Regions from separate parts of the Mus musculus genome. Here region 2 is linked to region 1. A link is a loop called in an ENCODE intact Hi-C map of the cell type or tissue named here. Cell type or tissue: left cerebral cortex. All regions are shown on one strand. Links, peaks and the distances in the headings refer to the core of each region. The heading gives the core; the rest is flanking DNA.

Region 1 (8,558 bases), core at 4,074-6,573:
TCTGAATTCCAATGAAGGTGGGAGAGACGGCAGAGAAAAGAATCAGGTGTCCGGCTCCTCAGGCTGGTTATTTAGCTTTCAGTATATGTAAGTACTCCTTCTCCAAATGACATTTAATTAGCATTAGAAATAGTAGAAAGAGAGATGATTCCTAACCTTTCAGGTCACGTGATGTAGCAGAAAGACAAGTACTAATGCACTCTAGAAGCAGAGACAGAAGAAACTGAATGTTCAAGAAGACCAGCCTGGGATACACAGCAAAACCTTACCTGCGACAATGCTTGTCCACCATGCACAAAGCCTTGAGCTCAATCCTCAGTACCACAAATTAAAAGGCTATGGAAAACACCAGTCATACATCGTAACAAAGGGATCCCTTCCTGCCCTTGGAGCAAGTGCTATATACTGTGGCACTCAGTTACAGAAAGAGAAGGCAGGCATCCCCCGCCCTAGTCTCCCAATAAGTAGCATGTCTAACCCAAGCCTGCACACTAACAGATCTATGTATCTCCATTCTGCATACACAGATTTGCTGTTATAACAAACTAAAGTTCATCTTCACCAAAGTTCACATCAATTAATCCATGGCAGCCTAAGTTACCTTTCTAAATTTAAAAATCTGATCATGGAATTTTTCTGTGGCTACCAAATTGACATAGGAAAAAATGTAAATTCTCCCATACTGGTTGCAAAACCCATCTAAATTGGACCCCTGTTAACTCTGCCCCAAACCATAATCTTTTGATTCTGCACTGATACCGACTGGTTCCTCTCTCCAAGTCCATGGAGTTCTTCTCCACCTCTGTGTACTCCACCTTCCTCAGCCTGCTCTCCTGGATCCATTCCATGGACCCACTTTGATTAAGGAGGCCCTTCTCAGCCAGGTGGTGGTGGCACACACTTTTAATTCCAGTCCACAGGAGGCAGAGACAAGTGGACTTCTGAGTTCAAGGCCAACCTGATCCACAGAGAGAAAGCCTGTAATGAACAAACAAATGGAGACCATTCTCTGTTCTCCAAGTCCAGGGGCCACACTGTGCATTGTTCTTGATCTTGACACTATCACCAGGTAAACAGGCTTCTGATGTTGTGATGTTCAGCCTTACTTCAGGGCCAATGGAGCAATGGAGCTAGCTGACCACTGACTAAAACCTTCCAAACTATGGTCCAAAATAGACTTGCCTTTCACTGTGATGACTCAGTGACACTGTGGCTTCTTGAGGGCCGGGGCTCCCCTTCCTCTTCTGAGGTGAGGCTTTCATTCCTTGTCTTTCTATGTATTCCTCTTGGAATTCCTTCTGGTCACGGCCTCCGCTTTCCAACCCAATGATCCAATGTGTTTCTAGTCACTGTGAAACTAGATGACTAACCAACTGCTCCCTGAGGCATTCATACATAGCAACTCTAAGAAACCAGTGCTAACTGCCGCCCCCCACCCCCAAAACCATACATACGGCCAAAGGCTGCACCTTTCCCTCCCAGCTCCCCCAGCACGGGTAGGTTCCCCAGGCTCGCGAGGGAGGCTGACCTTCTACCTACAGATCCTGCTCATGTTCTGCAGAGAGGTTCTGTCCCTCTCCCAGCTGCGCCTCACAGCCTCTCTGCTGCCTCCTGTTTCAATGAGCTTCCACTTAGTGCGATGCTGTAATTTTGAACTGTACACTTATCTTAGATTTGCTAATTTGAAAACACACATGCACACAACTCATCTGTAAGTAAGATTTAACCACCCAGCAATCTGAGCAGCAGACACAAAATTTCATTTGGCATAATATCTAATACTTATGTGAAGCTAATTAAAGATAATTTGGCCTTAATGAGGCAAGGAGAATAGAACAGTGTTAATTTCAAAGTAGGCCGACCCATGAAAGTCAAGTAAAATCACTCCCCAGTCTCAGCATTTCCTCAGACCTGACTGAGGACTGTCTCAGTTTTATGAGTGGCTAGGACAATCTCCGGATGTGTCACGTGGCTGATCATGCAAGCCCCGTGGATCTAGAGGACAGACTTACTATTTTCCATTGTACAGAATAAGCAAATGTCTGTTGCAGCCAGCAGGAAGGGGAGTGGGGCATGGGGTTGGAGACACTACATTCGGGGCGGCTTTCTGTACCTCACTTCACATGTTTACTGCCCTTGACTTGAGCAGTTTTTTTTTTAAAATGGGACTTTTAGCAAGGAAAAAATGGAGTTCTGATCATTTGTTATACAGTCATCTTTAAAGCAGAGGAAGTCCAGTGATCTCACTTCATGTGGAAGCAGAAGGAAACAGTTACACTCATGTCTGTGGAAGCTCAGCGCAGTACAATCGTCATCACAGCAATGGGGCTTCAGAGAGAGGTGACTAAGAGCGTCGAGCACATATGGGAAGCACATTGAATAATCATCATCCTCCTGATGGCTGCATCTGGACTTCCTTCTTCTGGTTGTCTATTACTCATGGACATTTTTCTTTTTTAACAAAAATATCTTATGTTCAGAATTCCTTTGATCCTTACAAACAGTCCCGATTCCATCCTGCAGTCGGTGGGTCCTTCTGTGGATGGGAAGGCAGCAGGCTCTACAAGGCCACCTGGAGGACCAACCTTTAGTTCCCCTGGAGCTGCAGGACTGGACTGTGCCAGCATGGCTCCCATCCTGACAAGGCACTGCAGAAGCATGTGGCCCATCATGGTCTTCCTCATGAAAACCATGGTGTTAGAAACCACATGTACTCCAACGCCTCCTAAGATTAACCACATTTTACTTTGATGCTTCATTAAAAAAAAAAAAAAAAAAAAAAGATTTATTTTTATTTTGTGTGCATTGGTGTTTTGCCTGAAGTGACTGTATCAGATATCCTGAAACTGGAGTTACAGACACTTACAAACTGCCATGTGGGTCCTAGGAATTGAACCCAGGTCCTCTGGAAGAGTAGCCAATGCCCTTAACCCCTGAGCCATCTCTTCAGCCCCTGATGCTTCTTTTTTCTTAAGTTTTTCGAGACAGGGTTTCTCTGTGTAGTCTTGGCTGTCCTGGAACTCACTCTGTAGACCAGGCTGGCCTCGAACTCAGAAATCCGCCTGCCTCTGCCTCCGGAGTGCTGGGATTAAAGGTGTGCGCCACCACGCCCAGCGATGCTTAATTTTAGGAGGAAAAAGGAATATAGTTTTTTTCCTAATTGACCAGAGGGCGTACATGTCTACACAGTATTCCATAATTGGGATCTTCTCCCAGCCCCTGAAGTAGTCAAATCCAAGCTGATACACTCACAGATGGTTAAGGAACTGCCAGAGCACTGCTCTACTTTAGAGCCCAGAGAGGCACCTTCAGGCATCCTCTGTGCTCTACAGAATACACTATGCCCCAAGGTTTGCATTTCTGCCAGTAACAGGTAGATGTATGTGATCCAGGGACAGAGAACCTGACCCTTCTCTACTTGCTAGAAAAGAAGGGTACTTTTGAGGGCAGAAAGGACAAGCCTGGGAAGCAAGGATGGAGAAGTGGGAAGCTTCAGAGAAAAGACATTTCAGCCACTTTTGTGCAGAGGGGGCCAGACCTCCCTCTGCTGGGTCTTCAATCTGGGAAGACTAGGGGAGCTTGATGGTATTATAAAGTCTAAGATCAACCTGGGTAGAATTACACCTTGATACCCTATAAGGAAGGCCTTGAAGTTATGATAAAATCCCAGATTCGCAACAACTCAGCAGGGCCGGGTGTGTCATCAGCAATGAGGAATATATGAAGAGAATCTTTCTTCCCACTTGCGAAATCTGTCTGCGTGCCCCATGAATAGATATTAAAACAAGATGATAGAGGGCATTTTAACATACAGCTTAAAATTCACAGATAAACACCAGATGTCTGGACACCACAGAACTCATCAGGCAGTGACACAAAAAAATAATTCATTTGAAATGAGCCTTGTGAAAAGACCTACAAGGTAAGTAGAGGCAGACTGATGAGTGAGGCACTGCCTGCCCAGGGGAGCAGGGGACTCATAGGTTGAAATAAATTAACCTGAACACACAGACAATGTTTCTGTGCTCTTCTGTCACTAACCCAGGATACCATGGCCAAGTGAGAGAATGCTAATGCATCCATAAAGCCCATCACCGAGACAGCAGAAGACATCTTTTAGGCAGTGCTTGACATGTCATATCGTGAAGGCTCTTTCCAGCTAGTCAGGTCCTGGAGGCTGCTGACCACAAATGGCCTATCAAGTTGAACTTCTGAATAACCAACTAAGAACCATTCCACAACATAATCATTCCTCAGTATGACATATTTCCTCTATCCAACCATTAAGCAGCTGTCCTACGTGGTGACAAATTTTAAGTTACTCACAGCAATCAAGTGGGACAGCACGAGAGTGTGGAAAACCATAAGAATGGGTGCCACTTCCAGTTCTCAGGAGAGCCCACGCAGACTCTGGACTGGGCTGTTTAGTCCCTCTAAGTGTAGAGGTAAGCACCAGCATTACTAATGAGGACAGCACCTTGTGGAATGATTAGGTGTCTGGCTGGAAGGAAAGGCAGTGGTGTATGAGAGCATGCTATAGGTTCTGCAGAGCTGTTTTGCTTCCTTCCTTCTGCTTGCTGGGATTGAACCTAGGGTCTTAGACAAGTGCTTTACCACAGAAATAAAACTCCAGCTGTTAGCCAGGAGTTTTAAACTAACATTGAGGGAAAAAATATCTCAGTATCTGAGAGAAAAAGAGAAGACCAACACAGAAAGATTAACATTTAAAAGCCTTACAGCTGGGGCTGCAACTCAGCAGCAGGGTTTGCTTAGCATGGGTAAGGCCTTCAGGTTGGTACTCAATGGGAAAATAACAAAACAACAACAACAACAGAAGTACTCATAGGGGGGCCCAGTATTACCATTTCATATGCAGGAAACTATGTGTATGTGCATGTAACCTGAGTGGCTTTTATGTGCCGAATCAAAAAGAACAGCCAGTAAAAGAAAACCTTTAAAAACATAAACACAATTTGCATTTATATCTCTGAATAAAATTGGAGGCATAATCTTAAAATCAAATGGTAAGAGCAGAGAAGACACACTCCTCGAATCTCATGGTCTGTCCCTTTTCTTCAGTTAACATGGAGCTGGATTGAATTACTACATTTCACCAGTAGGTGTCGTAACCTGAAACAATACAGACTTCACTGGAGTCTCTCTGAGACTGGGGAGAACAGAAGGGGTATACTGTGTTTAGCTTAAATCCTTTGCTATGAGCTAGGCGTGGCAATGATTGGATTTGGGAAGGTGAGGCAGGAGACTGACTGACTGAGGTCAGGATTTAAGAGTTTGGTCCAGGCAATATACTGAGCATCTCAAAAGGCTCAGGGACAAGTAAAAGGAGTTTGATGCCAGCCTGGGCTACATGGAGAGACAGTTCAAGAAACAGTCAAACAAACAAAATCTCTACTGTGACTTTACTTACTGCATGCACTGCAGTCTAACACTGAATTAGCCACATAGATCTGAAACTGGAGCTTGGTTACAAATACTACTGAACAGAATCATATAAACATGTAACATAGGCTGGTATTGGTACATTCATATTTCACCCTTGACCTGTATAATGTTCTTATATTTCAAACCTATTCTATCACCAAACGATGTCTTTGAACATGTTCTGGGAGGTTTCGCTACAGATCGAGAGCATGAAGCTCTGACAGTGGACACCATGTAGAACGCACACAAACCAAACTCACCACTACTGCCACAATCTGCACAAGACAGGAGTTCTTCTGGTTTCTTTTCACGATTTGACTCTTTAGTCCCCAAACAGAAGCTACATATTGGAATGGGATCGGCACGGGGCTATGAGAAAGAGAAACAAAAACAAAAACCAAAACATAGTGTTAGCCTTCCTTTCAAAATTTAAAACAAATTATTAAATTCAAAGCGTCTTACATATTTCTTAAGGAAACCCTGATAAATTAAACAATCAAAAAGAAAATCAACATTTTCTAATAAAAATCATCATAAGTTATGTGGTAGCAAAGCCGTATCTGAATACATTTAAATGTAGTCATTAGATCCAGAAGTAACTTTTATGAATTCAGTGAATCCTAAGACCTTCAACTATCACAGAGCCTTCAGCAGGAACATTAAGGATTCATCTGTGTTCCCAAGTGTTCCCATAATCTGTATGTACAATAAACTGTTCATCTACTCAGCAACAAAGACTATGGACCTCATCTAGTTAATTAGTGAGATTATTTAACTCAGCTTTATCAAGTGTTGTGATTATTCACCTATTAAATACCGGACATGAAATGCGTGCTTCAGAGAGCCCATGAACAGAGAACGAGCAGGAGCTAAAATTCTGTCGGACTTGAGAAGATCAAAAGACTATTAACAAGACCTCTCTGGCACCAAGGGCTTCAAAGGGAAACCAGGGCACACAGAAGAGATAAACCCTCCATCTCTGACATTCACACTTTATAAAAGAAACAACAAAACATTTGTCTACCCCCTGGCACCCTTTAACTCTCTATGGCAATTGCTTTTAACAATGTGTAAATCTACATACATTCTGCGTCTCCTCGGTTGATTATTACTGCCAGCAGGGCAGACATTTCCAACCATATGAATGCAGTTCACTGTGCCTACAGAGCTACATTATCTTGAACAGCCAAAACTGTATAAAAACTAAAATTTTATTGCACATTCCAAGCCTTCTCACATGTTGTCTGCTAGTTCTTCTCTGAAGCCTTTATATGGAATGTCATGAATCAAAAATTCAGGGCAAGAAAACTCAACATAATCACAAATGTTTTTATATGTAAATCACAAACAAGATTGTGTTAGATCTAATTCTCTAAGTCGACAGCAGCACAGAATAAACCTCGTTTGGGCAACCATTCAATCCCAAATGCCTAATACGTAGCCTGGTTCACAGTAGGCTCTCAAAATATGTTTACTGGTTGAATAAATAAAGAAGCAACTGCCAGTTAAAAAGAAAAATCAGCCACTTCTTTAAGATAATATTTTGGATGGTTATAATGATTCCACAAATGTCTTGGTTCCCTCTAACAACATGCCATGAAAGTCAAGAATTCATCTTATGACCTAGCATTCACAAACAACAATTAATATGACTGTGACTTTCATCTTACAATATGAGTGTTCATTATCCTGCCCTTATTTTCAGCCGAATTTGTTCTATTAATATATGCACAGGCTTCACTTTCTGAGGGAGCTTTACAAATGGATTGTTGTAGCTCTGTTAAAAAGGCTCAGTGTGGAATATTCTGCACCAGAGAAACCAAGAGGACAAGCTACAACAAATTGGTCAGTGACTCCAGCCACAGTTTCTGAAAGGCCAGATAATCAGCACTGCGTAATTATGGATCCATAGTTATTACTTGCAACTGCTCGGCTGCAGTACCTTGGGAACACTTTTGTTCCTTTAAATAGCAATTAAAAGAACAATCTGGTTTTAAAGTGACAACGTTCCCCTGATAGATTCTGGCTAAAGCACAGTCTTTGTACTAATGGGATCCTTGCTTTCATTTGATAGAACAATGTTCAAGCCACTGCCACCACCCTAACAGTGATAAATAATTTACAAAATGTCACATATCATTCACGAAACGAAATAAATCCAAATCTGTAGCTCCATGTTTCTTTCCAGATGGATTTTTAGCTGAAAGAGAGCCATGGCCATCAGCCAGCATTCACGCTCATTTTCCATTTGTAACTAAAGGTAACACAAAGGACAAAGGTTGCTAGTAGTTCATGGCCAGAAAGACTGATGTCCCGCACACTGCCCAATAATAGAAGCAGAGATGCTATCACATTCAAGTGAACCCCACCATGCTGATGTATGCTCACAACCATTTATTTTAAGGATAACTATCTCACAATACTCTATAAAACCACTGCATTATACAGAAACGTCTGCCCTGCTGAATTATTGATAATTCAAAGCACTTTTTGCTAACCTCAGTGTAGCCGAGTCTAATTAACTTTAAAAAATTGTCACTTGTATGAAATGAAACTTGTACAGTAATGCATGTAAATGGGTCACAGAATTATTTTGATTCACTATCTTCAGATGACATATAAACTGGTTTTGTTTGTTTGTTTGTCTGTCTTGGCTTTTAAAAAATAATCCCTTAAAGTAAAATGGATTCTAGTCAGAATGAGGTCTGGTTAAATAGCAATTTGATTCCGCACAAATCTATTAACGACAAGTGATATTTAAGAACTTTGAAAACAGAAGCCCAAGGTGATCATGGCGGCACACACCTGTAATCCTACAATTTAAGAATTACAGGCAGAGAGCTGGGCGTGGTGGCGCACGCCTTTAATCCCAGCACTCGGGAGGCAGAGGCAGGCGGATTTCTGAGTTCGAGGCTAGCCTGGTCTACAAAGTGAGTTTCAGGACAGCCAGGGCTATACCTGTCTCAAAAAACAAAACAAAACAAACAAACAAAAAGAATCAGAGGTAGAAAGACTGAAATGACTTCAAAGTTAGCTTTAGTTTCAAGGCTAGCCTGTGCTACACAGTAAAGCACACGCAATAGTTCCCTTAAAAGAAAACCAAAACCAAATCCAAA
Region 2 (8,558 bases), core at 2,757-5,256, 69 kb before region 1:
AGAGGTCACCGAATATCATGGAAGGGGAGAGAAAGCCAGCTGGCTCTAGGATCTGACACAAGTGAACTCATCCTTCTTCACTGGGGAGAGAACTGACAGAATGTTGTCCCAGAGGGGGCATGGATCTCACAGGAGCTTGGGAACATCCAGTTTAATGAAATCTCCTAGGAAACGCCAGGCACCAGGGGCTTGGAAGATCAGGTTTCAGTATCACAGCCTGCCTGTCAGTCATTCTTTGTCCTCTTTTTTTCCTCTCTCTCTCTCTCTCTCTCTCTCTCTCTCTCTCTCTCTCTCTCTCTCTCTCTCTCTCCCTCCCTCCCTCCCGCTCTCTCTCTCTCTCTCTCTCTCTCTCTCTCTCTGTAGTTTTTGGAGACAGGATTTCTCTGTGACACAGCCCTGGCTATCCTGGAATTGGGTCTATAGACCAGGCTGGCCTCGAACTCAGAGATTCATTTGTCTCTGCCTCCCAAGTACCGGGATTAAAGGCGTGCGCCACCCCCCACCCCCCAGAGTCCATTCTTTATCTTAAACAGGACCCAGCCTGCTTCTGAAGCCATCATAAAATCTCTTACAGAGACCGCAGATGTTGCTCAATGGTATGACATTTTCTTAGCACTGGTTTGGATTCTCAGCACTCTCGGGAACAAAGAAGGAAGAGGCAGAAGCTCTGAGTTTGGGGCCAGCCTGGTATACACAGCAAGGTCCAGGCCAGCCACAGCTACATAGTGAGACCCGATCCCAGGATAAATAAATAGTCATTTTATACAATAAATTTTAGGCTGTGAAGATAGCTCAGCTGGAATAGTGCTTGCAGCAAAAGCATGAGGATGTCAGATCATGTGAGACCCCACGTGAACAAACAAACAACAACCAGATGAGGGAATGAATGTGCCCTGTGATGTCAGGGCTGGGAGTGGGAAGACAGGCTAATCCCCAGTGTTTGCAGCCAGCCTAGCCTACTAGCAGGGTCCAAGCCAATGAGAGACCTTGTTACAAAAAACAAGGTGAACAGTACCTGAGGTTATCCTCTGGCCTACACACACATGTGCGTGCACACACAGACACACACACATACACAGACACACACACACAGACACACACTCACAGACACACACACACAGACACACACACACACACACACACACACACACACACACACACATGCCAGACCAAGTGGGTATGATTATATAGATGAAATCATCTTTCTGGCAGGTATTTGGTTCTCTGGGGCATCTAAGCTTCAGCCAGGCCAGGTTGTCCCCAAGTGTTTGTTTTAAGGTCCCCTTCCTTTCTGTTGGACTCACACCTTGTCCTCATTCTCTGAGGACCTCTACATGCCCGCATCTGTCTAGGATGGAGCAGGACCTCACCCTCCCTGTATGCATTGCTGAGAAAAGCAACTTCCAAGGCAGTGAGTGCAAAGTCGGCAAGGGCAGTGCCTAAAACCAGGGAAAGACAATGGCACTTCTAAAGGCACACATTAGGCCTGGACAGCAGGTAGGTCTGTGGGTCACAGGCTTGGGCAAGTATGTCTTTCTGATGATGATGATGATGAAGAGGAGGAAGAAGAGAAGGAGGAGGAGGAAGAAGAGGATGTTGCTGTGTGATGTGTGCATAGAAGTGCGTGCACACCTGTAGAAGTCAGAGGACAGCTCTCGGGAGTTGATTCTCTCCTTCTTCCAAGTGGGTTCTGGGGATGGGACTCAGGTCATTAGCTTGCCCAGTAAGCAGTTTTCCCCAGGGAACCATCCCACAGGCTCCTGATATATCTGATTTGAGTGATAGAAGCTCACCTTTTGGTCACCGCTGAAAACAAGTAGTTGGATGAGGTAGAGTTTTTGAAAGTTTATTTTGAGATAAGGTTTTATTTTGTAAACCAAGCTGGCCTCAAACCTTGAATTCATGATAGCCCTGATACCTCTGCCTTATAGTTATGAACTACCATGCTCAGGTAGGTACATTAGAAATCTTGAATTTAAACTTTTTTTTCATACAATTATGGCATCTTTCCTTCTGGTAAATATTTTTCTGAAGCCAGCATTTTTCAGACATAGACTGCAACCTTATCAGTGGGTCATAAAAGCAAAATGGTGGATGTGCCCACTGTTCCTTTTCTGCTTTTTTAATTGAATAGAAAGAATAGAAAATAATAGCACAAATTGCGTGTAGCAGAGGTACATATTATGTGTAAAACCTTTATCTGGCTCACACAAGGGCAGCAAGCACAGGGAAGTTCCGGGCTTCGATGTCACACTGCCTGGGCTTGGATCGAGGTCTGCCATTCACTGGCCGTGCAACTGGGACGAGCCACTTCTCCGTATCTCCTTCCACGACCTCATCTGTAGAATGGTGATGACAGTTTGACTGAAGCCACTGGGTAGTTTCAAGAATTGACTACAATAAAATGTATGAAGTAAGTGCATGGGCACTAGGTACCCTGGTGCAAACCCGAGACTCCAGCCATCCAGGGAGGCAGAAGCAGGACGATTAAGAGTTCAAGGCCAGGCCTCAGAGATGCTGCAGGACCCTGTCTCAAAAGCACACAAACAAACAACCCATAAATTACCCAGAAGATTGCCCAGGGTAACTGAGGTTACCCAGGAGTCAGCTGTGAACTGAACCAGAAAACAGTCCCAACAGCTCTCCCTTACCTCAGGACCCTGCAGAGAGGCTGGTGTCAGGGTCACAGGCCTCTGGGTTTCTTGAAGTTCAGACAAGGACTGAGAACAGGCCTCCCTCACTACCCCTGTTTTCTGCCACCAACACTGGGCCTCAACAGTGGGACTTGGCAGAGCCCCAGAGCCAAGAGGGAACAGGACTCCGAGGTTCTGGTGACAGGAAATTGGTGGGGCCCAGGGGCACCTGAGACCTCCAGAGAACAACCCACTCTTGCCCTGGGGTAGTGGGCCTCTTTCTCCAGGCTGACAGCATTAATGAGAACCACATTTGGCTCTAAGAGTTCCGTCAGAGCTGAGAGCCCCCTTCTCTCCTTCCCCCCCCCATCTTCCTTCCCCGTCTTCTTCCTCTCTGCTTTCTCTCCACAGACTTTAGGTTCCCCAAAGCTTAATAGGTTACAGCTTTCATCTGTTACAAGTGCTTAGCTGTGACAGGAGAGGAAGGAGCACATCGGTTGTCAGCAGAGCTGGCCAGGGGCCAGGCAGCATCTGTCTGGAACACTCTATTGGGATTAGAACGCCAGAGGTAGATGCTCATCTGCGTGGATGGTCACGCTGGATGAAAATGTGGACCAGCGCCCCCTTAATGACACAGGGGGTTGCGGCCTGCCCTCCTTGCTGGCTGGGGTAGACAGAGAAAGGCACTAATTGTGAGGAGGTGGAGAGCACCTCTGTGCCAGCCCCCAGCACATCAGTGGTCCTTGCAGCTGGTCATGGTGCCTAGGACTTCCCATCCCACTTGGAGTGAGAAAAGTAGAACTAACTGTGTGTGGATTCTTTCTTCCTTCCTTCCTTCCTTTCTTTCTTTCTTTCTTTTTTTTTAAGATTTGTTTATTTATTATATGTAAGTATACTGTAGCTGTCTTCAGACACACCAGAAGAGGGCATCAGATTTCATCATGGATGGTAGTGAGGTATCATGTGGTTACTGGGATTTGAACTCAGGACCTTCAGAAGAGTAGTCAGTGCTCTTAACCGCTGAGCCATCTCTCCAGCCCCTGATTCTTTCATTTCTTATGTTGTCTTGGCTTCTTTCCCTTGTCTGGGCTTGGTCCCACGAAGAAGGGAGAGCTAAAAAGGTCAGAGAGCCATGCCCATGAAGAAACTGTCCACAGGCAACTTCCTGTTTATCTCTCCAGCTATCAGGCTGAGAAGCAGAAAGTCAGGGCATCACTTTGGTCACACAGCCACAGATAGCCCAGCCAGCTAGATGAATATCAGTAGAGAGTCACTCAGCCATGGGAAACAGTGGGGGTGGGGAGAGAGAGAGAGAGAGAGAGAGAGAGAGAGAGAGAGAGAGAGAGAGAGAGAGCGCCGAGAGCCAAACCTCAGAGCACAGTGGCACAGAAAGGGCCTCCAACACAGTTTTGCATTAAGATACTTCTGGCATTAGTATTGTGGGTGACCTCTGGCAAGAAATTGAAATTGCACCTCCTGAACCTGTCTCTCCATCTGCAAGGCAGGGACAATGATAACAAGGTTTAAGTCAAAGCTGAAATGAGACAGGGCCAACGGGTGTCCTGGGTGGGCTCTAGAGCGCCACCAAGTGGAGGCCTGAGGGACCTGGTTGCTTGTACATCATTTTTAAGGGAATCAATCGCCTGCCCCCTCCCCAGTGTAAGCAATGATTATTTGTATATTTGATGCATGTGACATTGTTCATACTAAGGCACCATTGTCTTTGTGTATGTGACAAGGACTAAGTCAGATTGTATCCTAACACTGTCAAAAGAGTCAATTGCTTACAGGTTCTACTAGCAGGGTGTGGTGATGCATTCTGTTTAAATTGTTTAATCCTGGCACTTGAGGGACTAAGGCAGGAGGATGTTGAGATGAGTTTGAGAACATCCTGGGTTACACAGGGAAACTCTGTCCATGTACACACACACACACACACACACACACACACACACACACACACCAGTAGTTTCAAAATATATACTTTCAAGGGCCAGGGGTCTAGGTCAGTGAAATAATGGGTATTGAGCACATACAAGGCCTTGGATTTGGTTCCCCAGCATCAAAAAGAAATAAAAGGAAGGCATATGCTTTGAAAATAATTTCTTGCTGGGGATGTATCTTGAGGATGTGTTTGCCATCCATGTGTAAGGTCTTGGGTTTTATTCCCAGCATGGGGTGGGAGGATGCTTAAGAAAGAAAGAAAAGAGAACTATTTATATTCTGAGGTGTAGAGACCTCAAATGTAAACTGTTAATGAAATAAACAAGATATAGAAATGGGTTTTGAAAGGCTGCGAGTGTAGTTCAGTGCCTGTCTGGCAGGGGTGAGACCCTGGTTTCTATCCACAGTAGAAGCAAAAGGGAGGGAGGGGGAGAGAGGGAGGACAGGGGAGGGTAGGAGGCCGGCATGAAGTACAGTAAATGGGAGACTCTTCTAGGCAGAGTCTTCTCTGGAAGAGGAGATGAAGGGTTGGGGACACCTGTTGCTCTTGAGGGTCAAGGAACCCGGTGGGAGGGATGTGTGTGTGTCACCCAGTCAGTCTCCTGGGGTATGCTTTGACATTTGAACCCTGCTAAACATGACTGAATAAACATTAAAACCATCAGTCAATCGCTTCCAGGAGGCCACTCTCTGAGGCATGGAGTTGGGCCATCTCACAGATGTTTTAATGCCTTCTCTTACCAAGCAAGAGTTGTAGCGTCTGCCTGCTACCAATCCTATCACGTGATCATCAGCAAACAAGTGCGGTGTACAGAAACTGCCTTCCCAACACGCCTATGAAAGAGCCAAGAGAGCTGGCGTGGTGGCACAAGCCTTTAATCCCAGCACTCGGGAGGCAGGCGGATTTCTGAGTTGGAGGCCAGCCTGGTCTACAAAGTGAGTTCCAGGACAGCCAGGGCTATACAGAGAAACCCTGTCTCAAAAACAAAAACAAACAAACAAAAGAAAAAGAAAAAGAAAGAAAGAGCCAAGAAACTGTGTCCCCATTTTGCTGATGGGGAGCTGTGGCCCAAGTCATACTGTGGGTGACAGAGTAAATGTGGGTTGAGGAACCCCATCCCGTTCAGCACTGGCTTTCTTTCCTGTCTCCTCCACCTGCAGGTAAGATCCTGGTTCACTGTGCCATGGGCCGAAGTCGGTCAGCAACTCTGGTCCTGGCCTACCTGATGATCCACAAGAACATGACTTTGGTGGACGCCATTCAACAAGTGGCTAAGAACCGCTGTGTCCTGCCCAACCGGGGCTTCTTGAAGCAACTCCGAGAGCTGGACAAGCAGCTGGTGAAGCAGCGGCGACAGGCCGGGCCAGGGGACAGTGACCTAGGGCTGTAGGGGGCCTCCTCAGAGAGGATCAGAGACCCTGGCACCCAGAGCAGAAGGCTGAAGCACGTCTGCAAGGAGGCTTTGGTGGGCAGGGAGATGAGACAGTGAAACCAAAGGCTGGGCGCAGCAGGGAGGATGCCCGCTGTCTCCTCCAGTCTAGTTCTTTGCCTCATGGTAGGCCAAGTCAGCTGCAGGGGGATCTGGGTAAGGAAAAGGTACCGCTCTCCACAATCTCCTGTCTTTAAGTTGGAAGCAAAAAAAGGTTTCCTTTGTTTGGGCTGTTTTTTGTTTTGTTTTAATGTGTGGGTACTGTGTTGTGATTAAATGCTTGGCTCTGAAAGGGAAAAATCATGTTATTATAAAAAGATAAAAAAATAGAGCTTGATTTTTTTTTTCAACCACAGAAATTTGCCTGGTAAGCTGTGTTACAGGACAGGCCTTAGGACTTGGGAGGAAGCCTGGACAGAATCACATTTCTTATTCAGTGCAGTCCATGTACATGTGCGCAGGCACCTGGCAGGGGTAGGCATGGTGTCCTGAGCCTCTGAACAGAAATGCCTTTCCTTGCATCGCCATAGCCAGAGCTGCCAGCATCCAAGTGGGTTGTGGTAAATTTAGACAGGGAAGAGTGTAACCTCACAATTTGGGAGAAAAGGAGAGGCAGGGCACTTAGTTTTAGGGGACCAGAATACTCCTTTGCCTTCAGTAAGGGTAGCAGGGAGGTTTGTTTTTTTTTACTCACACCGCAGATGTGTGGTTTGCATGGAACGGGGGGGGGGGGGGGGGGGAGGGGGGAAGCAGCCAGATGAGCTGAGTTAAGCTGGCACCTGATGGTCATTCTTCACTCTTGAGAAAGCAGCAGCAGCAGCAGCAGCAGCACAACCCCGCATGTGGGCTTCCAGAACCAGCAGCCCTGAGAAGATGGAACCTAGAGAGAGGCTGCTGAGAGAGGACACCAGCAGTGGAGCATCATGAACGACAGCGTCCTGGAGAAAGTGTGTGTGTGTGTGTGTCTAATGCCTGCTGGAGAAGGATAGGAAGGGCCCATGTCTTCAGTGTGAACTAAAAAATCCAAGACATGTTCTTACTGTAGGGTGCTGGAGTCCAGGGCAGCTGGGTAAAGTCATCCAGGTCACTGTGACTCCTGGGGAAGCTGTTTTACTTTCATGCCACCTGTAGCTTGGGACCTTGTGGACAGGTTGGTTTCCAGGAATTCTGAGGATGCTCTGGGTGCCCTTAGTTCAGGAGAAGGCTGGGTCCTCTCTTAACATAGGTAAGGGAGATTACCAGAGACTCACTTAACAGTTACAATATTGGTTTCCTAATAAGTTTAAAAAACCAAAACATTGCCACAACGTTGCGAAGGCAACAGGCAAAGCTGTACCGCCAACACACCGAGTCACCTGCTCTTGTCAGGCAGCAAGACTGGAGACAGTGCTCATTGGGCCAGGTGCTTGGCTGGACAAAGCAGGGCTCTCATGGTTCTGAGGGAGAGAACACTGGAGTGGTAGAGGCCAGCAGATGGACTCCATGATGACCCACACTTGGTGTCCTATGAGCCAAGGGCTCCTGGGGTAGGAACCCAGGGTCAAAGTCGTTCCTACTTAGGCGTTTCATCAGAGCATCCTGCTGGCTCCTTTTGACCTCAGCTCTGTTGGTCTCATCTATTCAGTATCCAGACAAGTCAGCATTTCTATTTTCATGACATACTCGCTGAAGGTGAACGCACATGTAGGATAGAACATACATAGTCCCACTCAGGATTTTCTGGAGCCACTGTCCCCGTACCTCATACCACATCCCCCCTTTCCCTGGAGTGGAGTCCTTTTGAAGCAGAGAACCTAGTGTTAGCTGTCTGGTCCTGCTGACTCCTGGAATTTAGAAGTAGGAGAATGGAGGAACAGAAAGTTTAGTGTTTAAAGACTTCATAAGCAACGTTTTCGTTTGGTTAAAAAGCATTATTGAGATTTATAGTACATTCTAAAACCGATTAAGCAAATTACAAAGTGCAGATGGTAATAAAATGCAGTGTGGGATACGGGAGATGAAATGGTGGGGAGAGGCCACCTCAGACAAGTTAGTGGGGTGTTGGGAAGGAACCTGCTTTCTCTTGTGCTCTCAAATAAACTCGAAGTTAACCGGGGAAGGCCACTTCTTACTGTAAAATAAGGCGTGCTCAAGCCAAATGGGGCTGGTAAGCACACAGAGGGCCAAGCTGGCCTGCCTTTTATCCTTAACGCAAGGGGGAGCTTGGCTGCTCCACTGGCTGAGGTTCAAAATCTCACAGTCTACCCTAGCCTGGCTAATTTGGAAAGCATAGAGAAGGAAATGAAGGAAAGAGGAAACCGGCAAGAGCCAAGGCCTTTACTTCAAAGTTTTACAGAGCAGGGGAGATGAAAAGATTTGAAAAAAAGTTTTACAAGGTGGGGGTGACCTAGGGAATATTGGCTCTTGGTGGGTTAGCCACCTTTGATAGAAAAAAAATCCCAAGCAGCTCATTTCTCACTGAGAAACCTTTATTGCTAGGAGGGTCTGAGAAAGCCTCTCACTGCCTGAGCAGCCCAGGCTGGTTTTGAATTCCTGACCTATGCTGGAGAGT

The links. Hi-C counts contacts between places; a loop is a spot of excess contacts. Peaks named below come from ENCODE experiments on the same cell type or tissue, not always from the same donor. Only the 100,000 strongest peaks of a DNase experiment are listed, where the experiment ranks them.
Region 2: a loop joins it to region 1, with 2.3 times the contacts of the local background. A loop is called at or near these places in 1 of 42 quality-filtered maps.

The regions. Positions count from the first base shown.
Region 1 is chr14:21,607,007-21,615,564 of GRCm38, reverse strand. Kat6b (K(lysine) acetyltransferase 6B) reads right to left here. Exons shown (of 17, transcript NM_017479.3): 3 at 5,703-5,811. Among named protein-coding and RNA genes, the nearest start is that of Dupd1, 100 kb to the left of the region's middle. In left cerebral cortex, for the core only: a CTCF peak has its summit at 5,115 (motif pointing right); a DNase peak (open chromatin) is centred at 5,135.
Region 2 is chr14:21,674,341-21,682,898 of GRCm38, reverse strand. It overlaps Dupd1 (dual specificity phosphatase and pro isomerase domain containing 1), which reads left to right. Exons shown (of 4, transcript NM_001013826.2): 4 at 5,739-6,327. The coding sequence ends at 5,968. Among named protein-coding and RNA genes, the nearest start is that of Dupd1, 36 kb to the left of the region's middle. RefSeq lists an enhancer at 7,199-8,558. In left cerebral cortex, for the core only: a CTCF peak has its summit at 4,217 (motif pointing left); DNase peaks (open chromatin) are centred at 3,121, 4,228, 4,788, 5,144 and 1 more place; H3K27ac peaks cover 428 bases.